Linked DNA regions of Mus musculus: region 1 is linked to region 2. Evidence: chromatin loops called from intact Hi-C (ENCODE). Cell type or tissue: heart. All regions are shown on one strand. Links, peaks and the distances in the headings refer to the core of each region. The heading gives the core; the rest is flanking DNA.

Region 1 (5,657 bases), core at 187-5,186, 83 kb after region 2:
CAATCAGGTATAGACACGCCACTCCTAGGCCTATATATGCAGCGCCAGTTCTGGGGCTCGGGGGGTCTTTCGCCTTCTCTATCAAGCTCTCCCAATAAACATGTGCAGAAGAATCCTGTCGTGGCATCTTCCTTGCTGGCGAATTGGGCGTCCACATGTGTGTGTGCATGTGTGCATGTGTGTGCATGTACTATGAATATATGTGTGTGTGAGTATGTGTAAGTGAGTGTGTGTGCATGTGTGTGCATTCACTGTGTGAGTATATGTGTGAGTATGTGAGTGTGTGTGTGTGTGTGCATGTGCGTGCGTGTGTATGTGTGCACACGTGTGCATGCAATGTGTGCGTATGTGTGTGTGTCTAAGACCTTTGTGGGGTCAGTTTCCCTCTTTCACCTTTACTTGAGTTCTGGAGATGGAACTCAGGTCCCCAGGCTTGTACACTGAGGATCTTTACCCTCTAAGTCATCTGCTTGTACTAATTTCTCAAACGTTTATTTAACAGTGTTAGAGAGAGTTGTGCAGCCTCATTGTGAACCAGCTCACCATGGAACTTCCGATCTCTGTGCCTCCAGTTACCTCCTCTCTCACTGCCCCTCCCTCCCAGCATCTCAATTTAGAGGAATATATAAATATTCCTGAAAAGTAGAATCTAGCACTACCCATCACTAGCAGCCTTTGAATACCACCGACTGTCTATCTGATGTTCCTATCTCCTGAGGTCTCATGATTTATTCAGTTGGGAATTAATCAGCTGACCCCTGGCCTGCATGTCTACATTTCTCCCACTATCTCTTCCCTCCCCCACCCCTGGAAATGTCTAATTTTTTTATTTGCTCTTGGTTAGGTGAGCCGAAGGAAGAAATATTTCATCCTTGTGGTTTCCACATGTTCAGTGCCCCTGTTTTCTTGGTTATGTGCACACAGGGTTTTAAAGAATGAAACACTGAGTGGAATCTCCTCCACTCTATGCCTCCTCCAAACACTGATTCTGTTGAGTTTCGGTTTCTTTAGAGTGCTTTCCTGTTTCAGTAAGCCCCTTTATCTCTTCATCTCCCGCCTTGGCCCACCTCCGCTATTTTGGGGTGTGTGCATGTGTGTTTACACTGATGTTAACATTTCACTAATGTTCTTTCTGAGATCTGTGAGCCTGAGGAAGAGAGGCTGAGCCCTTCACTGAAGGTTCATCTTCACATGGTGTCCAAGTGCAGGAGCCCCAGACATGTCTTCAGCGGCAGGCTCTTGCTCCGCTCTTGGCTTGGGACCAGGCCTGGACCTTCGCAGCCATCTATGATTGGGCTTGGAAGCACCAGCCTCAGGAGCTTTCACAGTCCTTCCATCTGAACTTTTCCTTGGCCAGAGCCTCCCAGCTGTGACCTGCTCAGCCTTTCTGGTTCTCCCAGGAAAGTAGAAGAAATAGACATCAGCTATAGCACCTATGGGTGTCACGGGGGATGCCACCAACTACAGAGCTTCCAAAGAGAATGTCCATTTTCATCGAGTGGTCCTTTTTCAAATGTTTGCTCTCTCCTCATCTATAGAACTGATATCAACCCTGGCTCACTGGGCTGGACTCTCACATGTTAGGAAAAGCTTGCTTCTTGTACAGCACGTTGCCTGCCATCTCCTGCTTTGAATGCTCACTTACAAGAGTCTTTGATCTTTTACCACAGTTTGTTCCCCTGAGGCTACCCACCCTGCCTGCTGTGTTTCGGAGGTACACATTCAATGATCAGATTTTGATTTTCAGATATCGTTTGACGATGGAGTATTTCATGTCAAACAGTTGCCAAATATTTTTGAGTTCTCCAGTACTAACTTTCCATTGCCAAATATATCTCTGGTCTGCATAGTAAGTCATGTGTAAGAGCCTCCCTCCCTCCTCTGAGTCACCGGGGTTTGTTTCTGACTTTTTCGAGTTTCATTCCAATTGGTAGCATGTTAACTTTTCCTCTTAGACAAGCCTTCTGTGAACCATTTATCTAGATTCGATTCTCTGCAGAAAAGTGTGTTCTAACTGCCCCACCCCTCGTATGGAAGAATGACACTGTTCATAACACAGACTGCAGAACGCACTCCAGACAGGAGTGACTTTTCAGATGGTGTGATAAGTCTTGCAGAATCTCTGTGAGATCAGGGAGTATTTGGTTGCTATGTAACAACCACCACCAGGGGAAACATCCACTCACACACGCTTCAACCCCTTCCTCCAGCTACTGCCCTGTATCTGTTTCTAGGAACTGGACTTCAGAAACCCAGCCAGAAGGAACCGATGCACCCACTTCCATGGCCTCAGATGGCCATAGATGGCCTTGCTCATGCCCATTTGTCTCCTGCCAGCATCTGACTGAAGGATTCTACTCCAGAGCTAGAATTCCTCCCAGCATCTGGTACACCCGAATTCTGACAGCAGGAAAGGCAGCAGAGAAACCTGCTGCTCCATGCCAGCTTTGTTCTACAGGGGAGTACCAGCCTTCATGGCACTGACTTCCTGTGGCTCTGCCAAAGATGGATATAAAACAAACCAATTCCTTGTTTCCCTGGTGCTAGGGTTCTTACCTGTCTTCCCCACAGAAATTTATTTTCTCAAATGAAACGTGACACCAACAATCTCTCTTCAAACCTTCCCCAATCAAACTCACCATACTCAGTAGTGTTTTGGTTCTAGTCTCTGAGGGAGAATACAAGGATCTACAGAAAAGTGAATCCTGCTCACCAACACAGCAGAGAACCTGGTGTGAGCTAAGATAAACCCTTTCCTCCCCAAGTTGTGTATGATCATGGTATTCTCTCACAACAATGGAAACCCTGACTAAGAGAAAAGTTAACTCAGACTCAGGCAGACAAACACTCCAGGGCCTCTTTCATCATGGGTTCTGGCTCATGGATGTGTATATATGGGGGGGGGGGTGGAGGTTTGGGGTACAGTTAATGAAATTAGGCAGGAGACTGTGAGAAGGGGGAATACTGCTGAGGAAACTGTATCATCAAAGTAGAAAAGTGGCTGCCAAGACAGAAAGGCACAGGAAGGCCACGAGTGTGAAGGGAGAGAGACAAGAAACCAGGATATTTGAAAATGCCACAGTAAACTTAACACTTTGCTAATATTAGAAATAAAAGAGGGATTATACATGAGAGGCAACAGTCTTAGAAAAACAGGTTTGATCTGAGGAAAGAGAATTAATTGATGGCTCTGTAAATAAATGAGCGTTTAAATCTTCACCAAAAAACCAAAAACCAAAACAAACCAACCAACCAAACAACCAAACAACCCCCACAAATAAGAGTCACACTGTGACATGCTTTATCCACCAGGATAGCTCACAGGAAGAAGGAAAGACAGACAGCAATAAGCATTCGCGGTGAAGCTGCTTTGAAATACGGTTTGAAAATTCCCCAAAGAAGCTGATCTTGGGGTAGTCATCTGACTTAGTGGTTCCATTCCAGGAGCATCAAGAACAGGTGTCTACACAGACATCTGTACACCTGTGTTCCTGGCAGCGCTGTCCATCATAACCAGAGGACGAGAAGGCAGACACTGTCAGATGAGGAACGGAGAGACAAAACAGGACAGATCGTTGGCTATCAAAGAATGAACTGAACCCACACTCAGCTTGGGTAGAAACCGAAGCCTGTGTGTTCAGTAAAGAACACTAACCACAGAATGCCGGCTCCTGTTTGGTTCTGTGTGCATCACACTCTGTAGTAATCAAGTACCCCAAGACAGAAAACAGATTGGTGATTGCCAAGGGTTTCAGGGAAACACAGAGAGAATTGTTAACTGGACTAGGGACGCAGCTCAGTGATGAATGGCTTGCTTGGCCCAGTGTTCAGTTCCCAGCACAAACAACAGAAATGCAGGGAATGGGAGACCCTCTTGGTGCATTAGGTTTTCTTTAAGGCTGTGTGCTTTATAAAGGTGAATTGTGGTGTGTCAATACCTGGGAGTATTTGGATCTTACCCAGAGCATTGCTCATGTGGTCCAGAATCATTCACAGTCTGCCCATTGCGTGAGGTATAGTCCTAACTTAACTATAGAGCCTAAGAGTTAAAACAAAATGTGAGATCATAGTCCCATATTGCAACTTTAAAATTAAATGGAAAGAAAAAGAGAGGAGGTGGCATAGAGGGGGGTGCAGGAGAGAGGGCACAGGAGAGGGGGACATAGGAGAGAGGGGCACAGAATAAGAGGGGATGGCACAGATAGCTGTGGCAAAATACCTGAGACAAACCCTGGAGAGAGAATTTACTTTTGGCTCTCGATTTCAGAGGTTTCAAGCCCAGGTTAACTGGCTCCACAGCTCTGGGCCTGAGGCAAGGCAGAATACCAGGATGGCAAGAGTGTGCATTGGAAGCAAAAAGCAGAGATGACCAGAAGGGACCAGAATTGAGATACCCTCTATGTCCTACTTCTTCACCTAGCCCCACCTCTACCACCAGCTGGAGACCAAGCCTTGAAACTAGGAGCCTATGGGGAACATGCATATTTAAACCCTACCAATAGATAAAGGTTAAAGAGTTAGGAACTTAAAAACCATTAGCTGTAATAAAGTCAAATTTAATTTAAAAAATACAAGGCACAGAAGCCAATCTAAGAGAGAGAGAGAGAGAGAGAGAGAGAGAGAGAGAGATCCCAAAACAGATAGACAAACAAAAAACCCACAAAGGGAGAAAAAACCATTGACGCAAATTAACTTAAAAAATAGACATTGCTGCCCTCTGACCCAGAGGAAATAACAAGACCCAGGCTTCCTGCCTCACATACTACTTGACATCTGGACACAACAGACTAGGCAGCTCTTCTAGAAATGCACTGTAGATAGTTTGGTGCTATTGTTAGTCTGTTTCCCATTGTTACAATGTAGCATCTGAGGTGTAGCGGATAAAGGAAAGAGGTTTATTTAGTTTAGAGAGGCTGAAATCCAGGTAGTTGCACTGCCTTCTTCTGAGGAGGGTTCCCTAGGCTAGGGCACAGTCTCATATCAATATAAGTGGCATTATGGAGGAATTTTGTGTGAGAGACAGAGATCTCATGGCAAGAAAGAAAACCAGAATATGGGAGAAATTGGATTCACTCATTTTTTTTTCCAAATTGAAACCTTAATAAGGGTTGTGCAAAACAGTGAGTTCGGTTGCAACGTGTATATAACGCTCTGCTCATATCCTTGAATTGTCCTCTACCCTCCCTCTGGAACTCTTCCTCCTCTAAAATAGAGTTAGTCTTTTCAGTCTTGGGAGAAAAAGATCCCAAGGGAGCTACACTAATCCCTTCTGAGGGCTGTACCCTCTACCCACTCCTTAGCAGTCTCAACATACCTTGTGTCTCCACTCTGGAGACCAAGCCCCTAATAAATGAACCCTTAGGGAGCATTTGATAATAGATGAGCCCCAATAATAGATGAGCCTCAATAATGGGCAAACTGAAGGTTAAACTCTACAAGTGCCTGGCTTTCTATCTTGAGGCATTTTTCAGATGACAGATGCAGACGTTGCATCCTAAGCAGAGCCCAGAAGCTTCAGTGAGTTGAAGAGGTAGCCATGACAGTTCAGGGAGGAGGTAAAAGTAATATTATGAAAAAGTTACAGAGCAGAGTTCCAAACAGAAGGAAGCTACTCAAAACAATAGCTGCAAAATTTGCATGGGGACTTTTGTGGGTTT
Region 2 (5,657 bases), core at 152-5,151:
AAGCACTTTCGTTCAAGCTGTTTGAAAGCATTCAATAACTTTCTCTTACAAACCAGCCGTGCTCGTAATCTGACTCTTTGTTTTCCCAAACAAAATTACCCGTGTTTCAGAAAAGCTTCCTTCAGTGTCTTGGCCCGTGCAGAGGGGTTTTTCATTTGGATTTGCTTTGCTTCTGTGGTGTTTCTATGCCGCCCCTTGGGAGGGCTCTGGCAATTACATTAATGTTGTGTTACGTGTTTGGGGCCCATCTTGAGTTTCTCCCTTGCAGTGGATGATGTGTTAGCTGGAGGAGGTTCAGCTAGGCTTGGGGGTTGAGGGGATGGAGTGACTCAGTCTGTAAAAGGCTTGCTGGGCAGAGTCCTCGCACTCATATAAAAAGCCAAGCACAGACTCTCAAATTTGTAATCCCAGCACCTGGGAAATGAGAATAGGAGGACCCCCACCCCAGGGTTTTCTGATCAACCAGTGTATCTTTGATTGATGATCTGCAGATCAGTGAAAGACCTTGTCTGTGACTGGGGGAGACAGCCAGTGTTGGCTGTGGTGTATATATACTCATGAGCAAGTACATGTTATACACACACACACACACACACACACACACACACACACACACACAGAGGAGGAAAAGGAGGGAAGGAGGAATGGAGGGAGGGAGGGAGGAAAGGGAAGAAGAGAACTTTCATCAATCAAGAGAGACTCTAATTTCAGAGTAGTCTTTGGTTCTGGTGGCTTGCCTGACTCACAGCAAGAGGCTGGCTGGTCCCTTTGTAAGTACCTACCCGCTAACCCCCATCCCCACCTCCCACCCTTCCATCTCATTGCTTCCTATCTCTTGGCTGATGAACTGTGAACCCCCACCTAGCTCTCCCCATCGGAACAATTGAAGTCTTAGTCTAGTATGACTGACAAAGTACAGTAGAATAAAGAAGCCTCCATGGTCTCCCTTTTTCCACACAGTGGCTGTCCTGATGGGTAGCTCTGTGTCCGACCTGTGGCTGGTCTTGACCTCTCATAGTGAACAGAGACCACACCAGCACCTTGTCTCTGAGGTGCGCCTCTGCTGCACTGCTGTCTGCTCGCTTGCTCATTTGTGTATCTGCCTCACAGACTATTGCTAAACTGAACCCAAGTCCTTTAATTCTCTCTTAATGAATACCATTTAGGAGTGTCTTGTGGCTGCTGCTCCTCTCTGTGTTTGTCCAAACACAAGGCCCCAGAGCTGTATGTCAGAAACCCATTCACATGAGGCACTGGGAATACTTAGAGTGGGCCGACAGCCCAGGGAGCCAAGCGTTTCTGCTGCAATAACACTAATGGCTTTAGGAAGCGGCACTTCCGCGCCTCGAGCAGTCCCTCCTGGGCTGTCTTGCGCAGCTTCCCCTTTCCTTTGTGGGTTTCAACGCTCTTCCCTTTTGTTTTTCTTGGTCTCTCTGCTCCGTTCTTACCCCCTTCCACAGTTCTTAAGAAAATTCCCAATGGTATAATCTAGCTACTTCTTTACACCGAGCTGTATCCTCAGGATCTTAATTTCGGCCCGAGCGTTTGTATGAAGGCGTTTGACTTCATTCTTGGTCACTTCCTAAAAATATAGGCCAGTGATGTCAACTAAAATATTTTTGGAAACTCATCCAATGTGTCTGCCTGTCCGCATGGGGCCTGAGAGACACAAACATTAATCAACTACTATTTGTTCATCATGTGCTCTTGGGCGAGGGTTGATGGCCAGGCCCACGCCCATTATGGCCAAGGTGCTCAATCTCCTGAGAGAGGCAGAACTCAGGCTACAGTGTCAGGGGCGAGCATGTCAGATGGACTGTCTCCAACAGAGAACTGGAACAAGCCCACCAGAAGTTTTGATTAGGACTTCAGGAAACTTTTATTTTTGAGAAAGAGAGCAGCCTTTAGCTAGACCTAAACATGTCAGAAACATAGCAATGAGGGTATGGGAAGTGAGGGTAGGGGTATGTGTGGGGAGTGTGTGGGGTGGGAGTGGCAAATCCCCAGGATAAAGCTGGCAGAATAGCAGAATAAGCAGCATCTTGGAGACATTGGTGTAGGTAGCCATCAAAAGGTGGTATGGATTTGGGGAGTAAAAGGAATGGATGAATCTCTAGTTTCCTCCTGATTGTTCTATGTTTATGCATGTGGATGCATGTACATGCATGTGGATGTGTGTTTGTGTGAGTACACATTTGTGCAAGTGGACATGGAGAGAGGCCAACATTAGGCATCAAACACCTCCCCCCCTTTTTTGAGACAGGGGCTCCCACAGGCCTTCCGGCTTGCTACATCGGCTTCCTGTCCCACAACCCCCTGTGTCTTTCTCCATCATCCCAGTGCTGAGAAAACAAATGCATAGGCGTCCACTCCTGGCTTTCTAAAACATGGCTTCCAGGAATTAAACTCAGGTCCTCATTGGCACAGCAAGCACTATGCTGACTCAGACATCTCCCCGCTTCGATGCTATCCGTCTCTGTAGGGCGTCTAAGAAGCTCGGAAGGTCCTGTTCACACAACAGCAGAGAGGCCCGGCACACTGAAAATTCATGGCTTCAGCTAATCAAAGAACTGAGGTCATAAGACAAAACACTACCCCACTCCTGAAGTTAGAGAGTCAGCTAGGAAGACAAAGAGAACTCCAAGTTATGGGAGCAGAAACCCAAGACCAGCAGTCTCCATGGTAACGATTGCTGGGTTTCTTTGACCCAGTACAGTATGCTTGGCTTTCAACAAAAAGTACAAGGTGAGCTAAGAGACACAGAAGGAAGGCTGGGGAGGTGGATGGAGCTTTGTAATTGATTTAGATGCAGCTCCGTTGAACAGAGTAAAAGGAGTCGGGGGTGGATGGGGGGGGCAGCCTGTGCACGTTAGCTTACAGGAGTCAGCACTGGCTGTGAGAGCAAGCCTGCGCAGGCTGTGGGAGTGATGGAGATGGAGTGCAGCTGTGTGGCAATGCACCTCGGGGAAGCCTCTCTCCTTGCTTCAAATAGGATCCCCTCCTTCTCTGTCCTCACACAAGTCCTGAAGCTGGCCAAAGTGTGGCTCATACAAATGTCTAGATTAATGAGGATGCCAACAGGGATGTAACTCAGGGTACTGGGCCTGCCTTGGGCTGAAGTCCGTCTTCTGAGTTGGAGTGGGCAGGGAGAAGTGGTGTTCGCCTCAAAAGCAGTGACGTGTTGCTTTATGGAACAAGATCAGCGCTGATCATTGTTTGTGCTTCCTTCCTTCATCCTGTCATTCAGCACTGACCTCTGGTCATGATGACTCATCAGCCCTCCGAGCAGCTGTGAGGAGAGTTACCTCCAACACAGACAATGGAGGGAAGCTGGTATGTGGGCTGAGATGGGAGAACAGACAGGATCATGGGGGAGTGGAGGAGGGGCTGAAGGTCCTGCAAGAATCAGCAAGGACAGGCTTGCAGGAAACCCATTCTCTTCTTTTGGAGGGGAAGTTGCTTTTTTAGACCTGACCCCACTGTGCCAACGTCACCTGTGACCACAGGGATAGCAGGTACATGCCAATGAGACAGCAGACCCCGGCGCAGTGAGGGATACCACCAGGCATGGTGACAATATTGACTGTCAACATGGCAGGGTCTAGAATCACCCTGAAGACAAGCCTCTCTGGGTATCTGGAGTTTCTAGATTACGTTCATTAGTGTGAGAAGACCCAGCTGAATGTGAACGGATAGGCTGGTTCCCGGACCGAAGAAAACAAAGACCAGACTCCTCTCTCTGCCTCTGGATTGCAGGTGCAGTGTGACCAGCTGCCTCACACCTCTGGTGTCATGGCTTCCAAATATGATGGACTGTACCTTCTGTTTACAAGACCTAATAAAGTCTTCTTTCCAAAGGCCTTGTTTGTCAGATACTTTGCTGTAGTAAAGTAACCAGTGCAGGCATGGGTGTCACAGGCTGGCTCTGACGTAATCTCCCACGCCACCAAGAATTAAATGGTGCTAAGTCCCTGGAGTTTGTCACATGAAAACTTCTTGTGTGTCTAGTATTCCACTCAGCCATTGGGGCTGATTGAGAGTTTGGCCCCTAGCAAGTCATCACAAGGGCGTAAGCTCCGCAGCGACTACAATTAGTTGAGTTAGGGTCTCCAGGAGAAGTGGGTCAGAATCACAGAATCACAGCAAAGCTGCCACAGAGGACGCACAGCTGCCAGCAGAGAGATGTAGCAGTGAGTTTGGTGAGTTTAGCTAAACTGCTTGGTGATAGGCACAGGTCTTGCTCCCAGCCACCAGCCAGAGCCCTCTGGATTTGCGAATGAAACACACACACACACACACACACACACACACATACACACACACACACACACACACATAGTTAATTTTAAGTGCTTTGACTAGCTCAAAGGCTGGGCAGGTCTAATCCTACCCGCTGCTAGCAAACACCCCCTCCCCCAGTACTTCTTAGTTAACATCTTTTAAAATCTATATTTCATCTCTGCTACCCCAAACATATTTGGGGAAGTGGCCATGTGGCAAGCTTCCCGATTGTCACAGGTAGCAGGTGATTCTCTTTCTTTCCTTTCTCCCAGTTCCTAGCCCGTGCAAATCTAAAGGTCCTGCCTCAGTTTACCTGCCCAGTCATTGGCAGTTGCTTCTTTATTGATGGATTGAAAAACAATTGTGGGGAAAAAACTTCAGCATTTGGGCATGCAGATTCCTGATTTTGGGGACCTAGCTGGATTAATTCAAAGCATTAGAACCAATCCCCAACAGAGGCTGGAGGTTGGCGGCAGCTGCCTTTTTGGAGGTATATATGTATCTAAATTTCTCAAATTCTGGAAAAGTGAGTTTGATTTTGGGGTGAGATGAATCTGCCACCTAATAGATGTGTGAACTTCAGAAAAATCATATATATTTTCCAAGTTCAGTTTTTCCCTTTGTGATGAGGTCAGAGGCAGGTCATTTCAGAGGTGCCTCGGTCTGAGGATTACCTCCACCAGTGCTGGGCCAGGGTCCTTACACCCTAGGGTCCCTTTAGTCTCTAAATCTACACTGGGAGCAGGCTTAGTGCTACCCTTTTTGATAGAAGTGGAAACTGAGGCACATTCCTGGTAAGTAGTTTCCCTTGGGTGACTTGGGTCCAATGAGGGAACAGAGATGTAGTCCCTTCCTCTACGCCTTGACCCTGGGTAGGATGTGGCTCCTGAGGTGGAGATCTGAATAGTGACATGTGGAACTGAACGGACCTCTGCTTTCTTCCTCTCCTCTCCTCTCCTCTCCTCTCCTCTCCTCTCCTCTCCTCTCCTCTCCTTCCTTCTTTTCTTGTTCTTTCTTTCTTTCTTTCTTTCTTTCTTTCCTTTCTTTCCTTTCTTTCCTTTCTTTCCTTTCTTTCCTTTCTTTCTTTCTTTCTTTCTTTCTTTCTTTCTTTCTCTCCTCCCTTCCCTCCCTCCCTCCCTCCCTCCCTCCCTCCCTCCCTCCCTTCCTTCCTTCCTTCCTTTCTGAGGCCCTGACAGGAAGTTCACCCTTCAAACATTGATGACTAGAGTCAGCACTGTGAAATATCCCTGCTGTCTGGAGGTGGAGACAAGGCTACAGGTCTAAAGCTGTGCTGGGCTTGTGAGTCCCTGGAGGCAAGTGCCACCAAAGAGGTATAGGATCTGTTAGTACCATTTGCATGTAGAGTGAAGCTTACT

What was found. Hi-C counts contacts between places; a loop is a spot of excess contacts. Peaks named below come from ENCODE experiments on the same cell type or tissue, not always from the same donor. Only the 100,000 strongest peaks of a DNase experiment are listed, where the experiment ranks them.
Region 1: it touches region 2 in a loop (2.8-fold over the local background); 7 of 42 quality-filtered maps call a loop at or near these places.

The regions. Positions count from the first base shown.
Region 1 is chr16:95,745,865-95,751,521 of GRCm38, reverse strand. No RefSeq gene overlaps it. Among named protein-coding and RNA genes, the nearest start is that of Ets2, 46 kb to the right of the region's middle. In heart, for the core only: a CTCF peak has its summit at 2,171; a DNase peak (open chromatin) is centred at 1,151.
Region 2 is chr16:95,829,320-95,834,976 of GRCm38, reverse strand. It overlaps a transcript of 1600002D24Rik not described here. Among named protein-coding and RNA genes, the nearest start is that of Gm32130, 30 kb to the right of the region's middle. In heart, for the core only: no CTCF peak of the experiment used is centred there; DNase peaks (open chromatin) are centred at 306, 1,336 and 3,256; H3K27ac peaks cover 3,065 bases.